Regions from separate parts of the Homo sapiens genome. Here regions 1 and 3 are each linked to region 2. The links are chromatin contacts, found by Hi-C or POLR2A ChIA-PET in ENCODE. All regions are on one chromosome and are shown on one strand. The core of a region is the stretch at or near the end of the contact, and the rest is flanking DNA. Distances in the headings are between cores, read along the strand shown. Region 1 overlaps LOC105373418 (a long non-coding RNA gene). Region 2 has its middle 44 kb from the start of TAF1B. Region 3 overlaps YWHAQ (tyrosine 3-monooxygenase/tryptophan 5-monooxygenase activation protein theta).

Region 1 (2,707 bases), core at 165-2,664, 140 kb before region 2:
ATGCACCTGGTCATCATTCCACTACATCTTCCTGTCTGTTTTCTCTTGGCCCTAGAAAGTGCTGTGGAAGCTTGGGGGTGAGTTCTGAAGTGTGTACACAACTGGAACCAGAGCAGCCACTGACTGCCTTGGGCCAGCAGCTTCTGGAGCCCAAACTTGGACCTCTGCATCCCTCCTGGGGCCCCAGCTCTAAGTACTGGGGTACGGTGCTGAATGGGGCGGGGAGGCTGTCAGCTTTCCTAGCTGCCTCTGTGTGCTGTGCTCTCTCCAGGGCCCAGTTCTCCAGGAGAAGGAGCAGGAGCAGGTATGCTGAGGACTCCATGAGAGCCAGCCTTTTGAATAGCAGCAAGTTTGTGGGGGCATCTGGGGACAGGGTCTGGGACAGCCCAGTCCAGCCCAGCCCAGGCAGGGGAGACGGCAACAGCAGCAACTCTGCTAGAAGTGACATGCAGATGTTGGCTGAAAGCCATCTACCCTCCCTCCTTCCTTTTCTTTCATCTTCCCTTTCTTTCCCACTCTCCCTCCTGTCTTCTCTACTCCACTTCTCTCCTTTCTTCCACAGTGCTATGGCTGCCTACGTGATGCCAAGCACCATGCAGTATTAGCAGCCACAGGCTGCTTACCCGGAAAACTGGACTTTTGTGCTCACAGGCTTTAAGAGAGATGGGGACAGCCTGGACTGCATGCAGAGGGAGCCACTAGGGCTGCTGGGGAGGTTCGAGACACGTCACAGGGGTTACCTGAAGGACTGAGGCTATAGCTTGGAGGAGACTCTGAAAACTGTTATCAGATATTCGAAGAACTGTCCATTGAAAGAAGAACAAAAAAAATTTTTTCCCAGCCAGGCATGGTGGCTCACAACTGTAATCCCAGAACTTTGGGAGGCTGAGGTGGGCAGATCAACTTGAGGCCAGGAGTTCGAGACCAGGCTGGCCAACATGGCGAAACCCCATCTCTACTGAAAATACAACAAATCAGCTGGGTGGGGTGGGGTGTGCCTGTAGTCCCAGCTTGGGAGGCTGAGGCCCGAGAATTGCTTGAGCCAGAGAGGCGGAGGTTGCAGTGAGCTGACAGCATGCCACTGCACTCCAGCCTGGGTGACAGAGCCAGACCCTGTCTCAAAAAAAAATTTTTTTTTCTTTTTTTCTGTGAAACCCAAAAGGAACAATTAGGTAGAGAGTTTCAGCTCTGTATCTGAGTGTCCTTTCATAATCTGAATTGTCCCAGGGTGGAAGAGGCTTCCCTGGAAGGTGAGTTCCTTGTCACCAAAGACCCTCAAGGACAGCAGGGACCACTCGGTGGCCAGAATGCTGGAGAGGGGAATTCAAACTTTTGCTGCAGTGGGAGTGCGTCAGACTCGATGACTGTCAGACTCTGGTCTTCCTTCGATCTTTGAGCTGAGAGTGGAAGAAGATGAAGTGTGACTTAGCTATTCAACCACGCCACAACCCCAAGCATCTTTAGTTTTTGTTCTGATTTTTATCTTCAGTAGCTGACTGACTGGGCATGAGTAATTCCAACTCCCCAGGCCGGGTGCACTTCACAGGCATGTTTCAGAATAAAATAGAACCTATGGCTCCAGCCCACCTTGACTGTGGTCACCAAAGATGCTTACCCTGACCCTGGGGTAAGAAATGAGCCCTTGGAGGGTCCTGGGTGTGCCCAGCCCCCACTGATGTGACTGGCAGCCCCCACCACAGTCTGCAGCCCCAGGCAGGGAAGCCTCCCCCTCCAAAGTTCTAGAGGGTTTTTAAAAATGTTTAAAGACATTTACAGCAAAACAAAATCAATTATCAAGTTTTGAGTCACCTCTCTTGCAAATAGAAACTTTTCTGTAAGAACTGCTTCTACTAGGCTGGGTGTGGTGGCTCATGCCTGTAATCCCAGCACTTTAGGAGGCTGAGGTGGGCAGATCATGAAGTCAGGAGTTCGAGACCAGCCTGGCCAACATAGTGAAATACTGTCTCTGCTAAAAATATAAAAAATTAGCTGGTCGTGGTGGCGTGCGCTTATAGTCCCATCTACTCAGGAGGCTGAGGCAGGAGAATCGCTTGAACCCGGAGGCGGAGGTTGCAGTGGGCCGAGATTGCACCATTGCACTCCAGCCTGGGTGACAGTGTGAGACTCTGTCTCCAAAAAAAAACAAAAAAAACAAAACAAAGAACAAGAAACAAAACAAAAGAACCGCTTCTACTGGGAAAGAAAACCAGAGAGAAAACCATTTATAGATTATCTCAGATTTACAAGTGAGAACCACAGGCCTGACCCCAGTTCACCTATGCCAGGGCTGAGTCTACACAGTCAACAGCCTCAGGATGCAGGGATGAGTCAGTGTGAAACAAAGACTCAACCCCCATCTAACGGAGCCCTTTCCCTGCTGTGCTCAGCCTGCACGGAATCTGCTTCTAGACAACCCAGACAGCCAGAAGCCAATGCATCTGACTGAGAGGAGTGGATAATGACTTCCCTTTTTAAAAACTTTCTTATTGGCTGCGCACGGTGGCTCACGCCTGTAATCCCAGCACTTCAGGAGGTCGAGATCGGCGGATAGACTTGAGGTCGGGAGTTTGAGACCATCCTGGCCAACATGGCGAAACCCCATCTCTGCTAAAAATACAAAAATTAGCTGCGTGTGGTGGTGCACGCCTGTAGTCCCAGCTACTTGGGGTGCTGAGGCACGAAAATCACTTGAGCCTGGGAGGCAGAG
Region 2 (2,807 bases), core at 234-2,733:
ACATGTGCTGCCCAGGGCAGGCTCGGTGGACACATCTACAGTTCATTCTCCCACTTTAGTCCATTTGCTTAAGACACCCTTCCCTGGCAATCGGTAAGGTGCACACATACTGCCTGGGGCTCTCATTAAACTGCAGATTCCAGTTCTGTAGGTCTGGGAGGGGCCTATGATTGTGCAGTTCTAACCAGCTCCCAGGTGAGGCCAATGCTGCTGGCTCAGGGACCACACTTTTCACAGTGAAGCTTTAGAGCTCATTATCTTCCAGGAAGACAAATGCAATACAGGTGTTGCCTGTAGCCAATGCTTCAGCAAATGCTATGGATGCTGCGACTCTGAAACTGGCTGCACCTGCCCAGCAGTCCTGTGAGAGAGTCTGTTAATAAGTAGCAAAGTAGACTCCTCACTGAGGAGGGCAGTTCAGGGACTCGGAAGTCAGGGATGCCCAGAAGGTACACAAGGGGGCTGGGAATCCAGGCTGCAACCTCTAGGCCCAGAGGCCTGGGTGCCAGGCTCAACACAGTTGCTGCTCGCCCAGTGACCTCACGTGAGACACCTCCTCTCTCTGGGCCTCTGCACCTACTCTGGGTGGTACTATCTGCCATGAGAGTGAGATGGGAAACTCTTCCAAAGAAAGGAGGGCTGGATGCTGGTGAGTTGGCATTATTGGCAAGAGCAGATATGATCAGCCCTGACCATGGGCCAAACACCATTCTGCCCACTTTCTCTGTATCAGTGTGTTTAACCCTCAGGGCGACCCTCAGAGGTGGGCACTGTTCTTATTACCTTTTCACACAAGAGAAAACTGAAGCCCAGAGGACGCAATTGCTGTTAAGACCCCAGGCAGTCTGGCTCCCAGCCTTCTACTGAACCCTCTTGTCACTCTGCCTCTCCAGCCTGAAGCTCTGGAACCGTAATAGGTTCATGGCCTGACCCGTGCAGGAAGTCAATATGCAAGATGCCGCATTGCAGCAGAGAGAGAGGTCTAATCAATGCAGGGCCACCAAGTGAGGAGATGGGAGGAAACCCCCAATCCATCATCTCCCCAGGGAGTTCGGGGCTCGAATTTTTAAGGGTTTTGAAGTGGGTCAAAGTGTGGAGGTCCTTGATTGGTCGAAGAGTGCAGTCACGGGACAAGGAGATGAAGAAACCTCACTGTCACGCGGATTCCGTTCCTCTGTGGGGGTCTTCGAGCTGGTTGGCATCAGCTGTTCTGATGGAATTCAGGATCTGCTTAAGCAATTCTTAAACAAAATTCCTATGATTCTAAGGTCAGAGATCCTATCAATAGGAACCATGGGGATGTGAACTGTCCGTACCTAGGGCTACGTGACTTTTGGTTACAAGGAAGTGGGTCAAAGTACAGCCTGATGAATGCTTAATTATAGCTATATGACTGTCCGCAGTTCTTGTTAACCCTGTGAGGCTGGCTTCAGCTGGGTCTGCACTAGGTTAAGAAAGGGAGAAGAAGGGTGGGGACCTCAGCCCTTCCTTCCTGCCCAGACCACAGCCTGCAAACCTCCTCGGGTCCCCTCTGGCTCCAGGGCTCTCGCTGCAGACAGATCAGAAAGGACTCTGGGTCTGTCCCACCCCAGCCAGGCAGCCCAGAGCCCTCAGAGCAGGTGCTGCCCAAATGTTCCTGGGCATGGTGGGACCTTCTGCTAGGCAGGCTCTTCCTCATAGATTTGGGGGCTGCTTGTTTTAGGTTTAAAACAACCTGAGCTTCCCCCAGCCAAGTCCCTATCTCATTGTGTTGCCGTGGTCTGTTTGCCTGTCTGTCTTGTCCCCTAAACTTTGCACTCTCAGAAACGGGGCTGTGTTCCCTCCTCCCTAGGTCTCCAGCTCAGTGTCTTGCACACAGTGGGTGGTGAACTGACTTGCTCCTAGTTTCCCCTCTAGAGGTGCTGGGATGCAGTGACAACGCGCTTCCAGATCTTGCCACCAGAGGGCAGGAGCGCACAGCAGCCGAGTGTGAGCAGCGCGGCAGAGAGCAGGTCGGGCTGGGTGGGTCCCTGGACATCCAGCCGGCAGGGCAGGGAAGGGCCAGGCGCAGAGGGTAAATGAGGACAGGGCCTTGGGGGAGTCTCTTCATTTCCCATGCCGATTCCAGAGACTTCTTTTCTCTTCCTTCCCTTCCATTCCCCTGCCATCTCTTTTCCACTCCCTCCCCTTCCATGTTGACCAGGGTCCAATTTTGACTTTGTGTGACTTTGGGCCAGAAACCTCTTCTCTCTAAGTTGTAGTTTCCTCGTCTGTAAAATGGGGAAGTAGTGCTACCCAATTCTGGGCAGTTCCCTATCTTCCCTTCCTCAGGCTTTGGGACCCTCTGTAGGGCCACGCTTCTCGGCTCTTAGTGGGGAGCTCCAGACTGTGACCCAGGCAAAGCCAGGGGCCCTTTGAAGTGAGCTGCCTCCTCTGCCCCCTGCCTGGGAGAGGACACCTGCAGGCCTGGCCCTGTGGGGCCAGGTGGGCTGGCAGAGTGGATGGGCTGGGAGCTGTGGCAGCTGTGCCGGGTACACACAGGACATCAGCTGGGCCTGTTCCACTCAAGCATAGATGAGCAGGCAGGCATGAATGAATGAATGAATGAATGAATGAATGAATGAATGAAGAGTGAATGAATGAGTGAATGAATGGGAGAAATTCAGGCATGGCTTCAGAATACTTGTAGCAAAGGGATTTTCATACCCACTGCCAGTGGAACCTGGAAGCCTCCTAAGCCTCTCGGAGCCCAGCTTGAGTGGAGTCCACTGGGGGCTTGTCCTCTTTTTGAAGCCTCTTGTCCCTTTTGGACTCCTCACTGGCAGAAG
Region 3 (2,870 bases), core at 57-2,556, 200 kb before region 2:
ATAAGTTATTTTTAAAGAAAATAAACAGAGGCTGCGTACAACAGCTCACACCTACCATCCAAGCACTCTGGGAAGTAGAGGCAGAGGCAAGAGGATTGCCTGAGAGCCCAGGAGTTTGAGACCAGCCTGGGCAACATAATGGGACCCTGTCTCTACAAAGAATTTTAAAAAAATTAGGTGTGGTGGCATACACCTGTAATCCCAGCTACTTGGAAGGCTGAGGCAGAAGGAAGGCTTAAACCCCGGGGGTGGAGGCTGCAGTGAGCCATGATCGTGCCACTGCATTCCAGCCTGGGAGACAGAGCAAAAGAGATCCTGTCTGTCTCTAAAAGAAAAAAACCAGAAAAACATTAAAAATCCTTTAATTGAAAAAATATTTTAAATAGATTAAAAAAAATATATATATATATATATACACACACACACACACACACTTTTTTAAGGGCCTGAGGCCAGAGGAAGTTAAAACACACACACACACACACACACACGCACGCACAAAAAATTAGTATAAAATTATGTATCGAAGTCTCAGAAGTTTATGCATTATAGAAGTCATGAGTATCAAAATTGTGGCTCAAGTTGGAAAGTTGCTGAGCCAGGAGTGTGGCAAAAGAGGTCATTAGGGCCACACCCAAATTAAAGGCAACTGTGACAAGTGCTGCTCCAGTATCACTACACTCTTAACTGTAAAAACAACAGACAAATCAGTTTTTCAGAATTTATTGTGCTCAACATCACCAATATAATTTTAATAGTTTTTTAATAAACTGAGACACTCGAATCTTAAAAAATTATATTACTTTAACTTTTTCCTCTATTACCATTTTCATGTATTATGGATGACTTTCAATTTAAAAACTATTTTTATGAACTGAATTTAGGGTTGTGGTGGAAGGAGGAGGGTAGGAGGCAATAGTGAGATAGTCACAAAAAAAGTTCTAGATCTCAAACTGACTCAGTCATTGGTATCTTTAAATGAGTGGATTCTGAGAAGTAGTATCAAAGAAGGCAAACATAGTATTTATACCGAGAGAAATACCACCTCTGCCTGTACCCACACCAAGGAACTCTAATGTAAAGTAAGATGCCTCTCACTTTTCTTGTTCCTCCAAGTGAGTCAGTCAGTTACAATGAAATTCCACAGGATCTCCAAAAAGATGCCAGCTCTGGTGAAGATATTATTTATGGTCACAAAAAAAGCTACTCAGTACCTTTAAGACCTAGTGCTCTGTTAACTGTGGTAGATTTGTAAGAGCAGGGGCTGAGAAAAGTCTGACTAGAACAATGGCTTAGGGTGAGGAGTAGGGAAGAGAGAAATTTCCATTCTAGCACTAGTCTCTCCTGAGTCACTCATGCTAGATGTGTGGGTGTTCTCAAGGACTGTGGACAAAGGGCCTTCCAAGGATTCAGAAAGCTGCCAAACAGCTACTGCATTCATTACAACACAGCCACTTATGAGCTAACCTCTTCTTTCTAAAATTATTAACTTTGACTACTAGTTTGCATATAACCATTACGTATGATTTACAGTGTTGGGCTTTTACAAAGTGACTTGGGCATTACTTCCATCCTGGAGTTTCAGCCAGGTATCATGGTTCTTTGTCAGATGCCACTAGCTCTCTGTGAAGGAAACAACAGGTACAGAATAGTTCCGTCTTTCCATATACTATCAGTAGTAAAGATGTATACTTTAGCTCAACTAAAAGACATAATGGAGTCTGCTTCATGTCTTTCCCAAATAATCAAGTCTGTATCTGTATTATCAATACCAAATATTATTAATGCCAGATAGAATATAGCCTATAAATGTATAATATTTTAAAATTATTGTAAAAAACACGGATCAGAGACCAAAAACCCCAAACTGACACATAACTCCCTGAAAGTCTTTCCCAGAAGTCAGGAGCGAGGGCCAGGTGCCGTGACTCATGCCTGTTATCCCAGCACTTTGGGAGGCCGAGATGGGTGGATCACTTGAGGTCAGGAGTTCAAGACCAGCCTGACCACCACGGTGAAACCCCATTTCTACTAAAAATACAAAATTAGCCGGGTATGGTGACACATGCCTGTAATCCCAGCTATTTGGGAGGCTGACACAGGAGAACTGCTTGAACCCAGGAGGCAGAAGTTCCAGTGAGCTGAGATATTGCACTCCAGCCTGGGCAACAAGAGCAAAATTCCATCTCAAAAAAAAAAAAAAAAAAAAAGTCACCAGACGGGAGTATAGTTAGATGTTCCCCCACTGATTTCTTCTGTACGTTATTCTTATCAATTAAGCAGGAGCTCCCCCTTGTAAACTCGTTAGCAAATTTTATTATCTTGGGAGTTTTGGTGGGCTAAGACTGAAGGTCCCTCTGGTGCTGACAGTGTTACTTGACTGAGGGTAAAATGTGGATGGTAGTGTGTTCCTTTTTGAGAATTTGAAAACTAAGAGGTCAATGTACTACCCACAATAAAAGATGAACTAGTAATTTGGAACACTCTAGACCAAAGAAACAAGGAAAGTGAAAGGAAAGAATGTAAGTTATTATAGAGGTTGCTTTAGGAAATGCTAAAGGAACTCAGAATAAGTTTAATCTTAGAAAAATAGGATGGGAACAATAGACTATAACACAAAAGCTATAAAGAATAATATAAGAAATGAAACTGTTGAGAAATAATATTAATGCAAATTTAGAACAGTAACTATTCCTCCTTTCCCCCACCCCCATATCTTAGGAAAAAAAGGCTTCCAGAAGAACAACAAAACCCCCATACGATCTTCAAGAGTTAACTATTGTATAAAACAATCCTACCGTCACTTCAACCACTTTTTCAAAATAATTTATTTGGTTTCAGTGGCAAAATTCTGTAACACTCAACAAATT

The links. Hi-C counts contacts between places; a loop is a spot of excess contacts on that map. ChIA-PET counts read pairs that join two places held with the same protein, here RNA polymerase II (POLR2A). Pooled maps may share reads with other maps.
Region 1: a loop to region 2 is called in a pooled map, with 4 times the contacts of the local background. The contact joins two enhancer-like sites. A Hi-C loop is called at or near these places in 1 of 168 maps with a recorded cell type or tissue (naive thymus-derived CD4-positive, alpha-beta T cell) and 10 of 50 pooled maps. POLR2A ChIA-PET finds 5 or more read pairs at or near these places in 4 of 52 experiments (BJ, GM12878, T-cell and 1 more).
Region 3: a pooled map shows a loop between it and region 2 (4-fold over the local background). The contact joins two enhancer-like sites. A Hi-C loop is called at or near these places in 1 of 168 maps with a recorded cell type or tissue (naive thymus-derived CD4-positive, alpha-beta T cell) and 9 of 50 pooled maps. POLR2A ChIA-PET finds 5 or more read pairs at or near these places in 8 of 52 experiments (B cell, PC-9, activated CD4-positive, alpha-beta memory T cell and 3 more).

What each region holds. Positions count from the first base shown.
Region 1 is chr2:9,654,202-9,656,908 of GRCh38, forward strand. The region is part of intron 3 of LOC105373418 (a long non-coding RNA gene); the gene reads left to right. Among named protein-coding and RNA genes, the nearest start is that of YWHAQ, 25 kb to the left of the region's middle. RefSeq lists enhancers at 675-784, 1,108-1,347, 1,978-2,077, 2,129-2,630, 2,588-2,707. Within about 2 kb of position 1,415, at least 6 of the 41 ENCODE cell types and tissues checked have a DNase peak (open chromatin) inside an H3K27ac peak, as active enhancers do.
Region 2 is chr2:9,797,913-9,800,719 of GRCh38, forward strand. No RefSeq gene overlaps it. Among named protein-coding and RNA genes, the nearest start is that of TAF1B, 44 kb to the right of the region's middle. RefSeq lists enhancers at 1,904-2,739, 2,740-2,807. Within about 2 kb of position 1,484, at least 13 of the 41 ENCODE cell types and tissues checked have a DNase peak (open chromatin) inside an H3K27ac peak, as active enhancers do; they include PC-9, where a contact is called at or near this core.
Region 3 is chr2:9,593,510-9,596,379 of GRCh38, forward strand. All of the region lies in intron 2 of YWHAQ (tyrosine 3-monooxygenase/tryptophan 5-monooxygenase activation protein theta), which reads right to left. Among named protein-coding and RNA genes, the nearest start is that of YWHAQ, 36 kb to the right of the region's middle. Within about 2 kb of position 1,307, at least 10 of the 41 ENCODE cell types and tissues checked have a DNase peak (open chromatin) inside an H3K27ac peak, as active enhancers do; they include PC-9, where a contact is called at or near this core.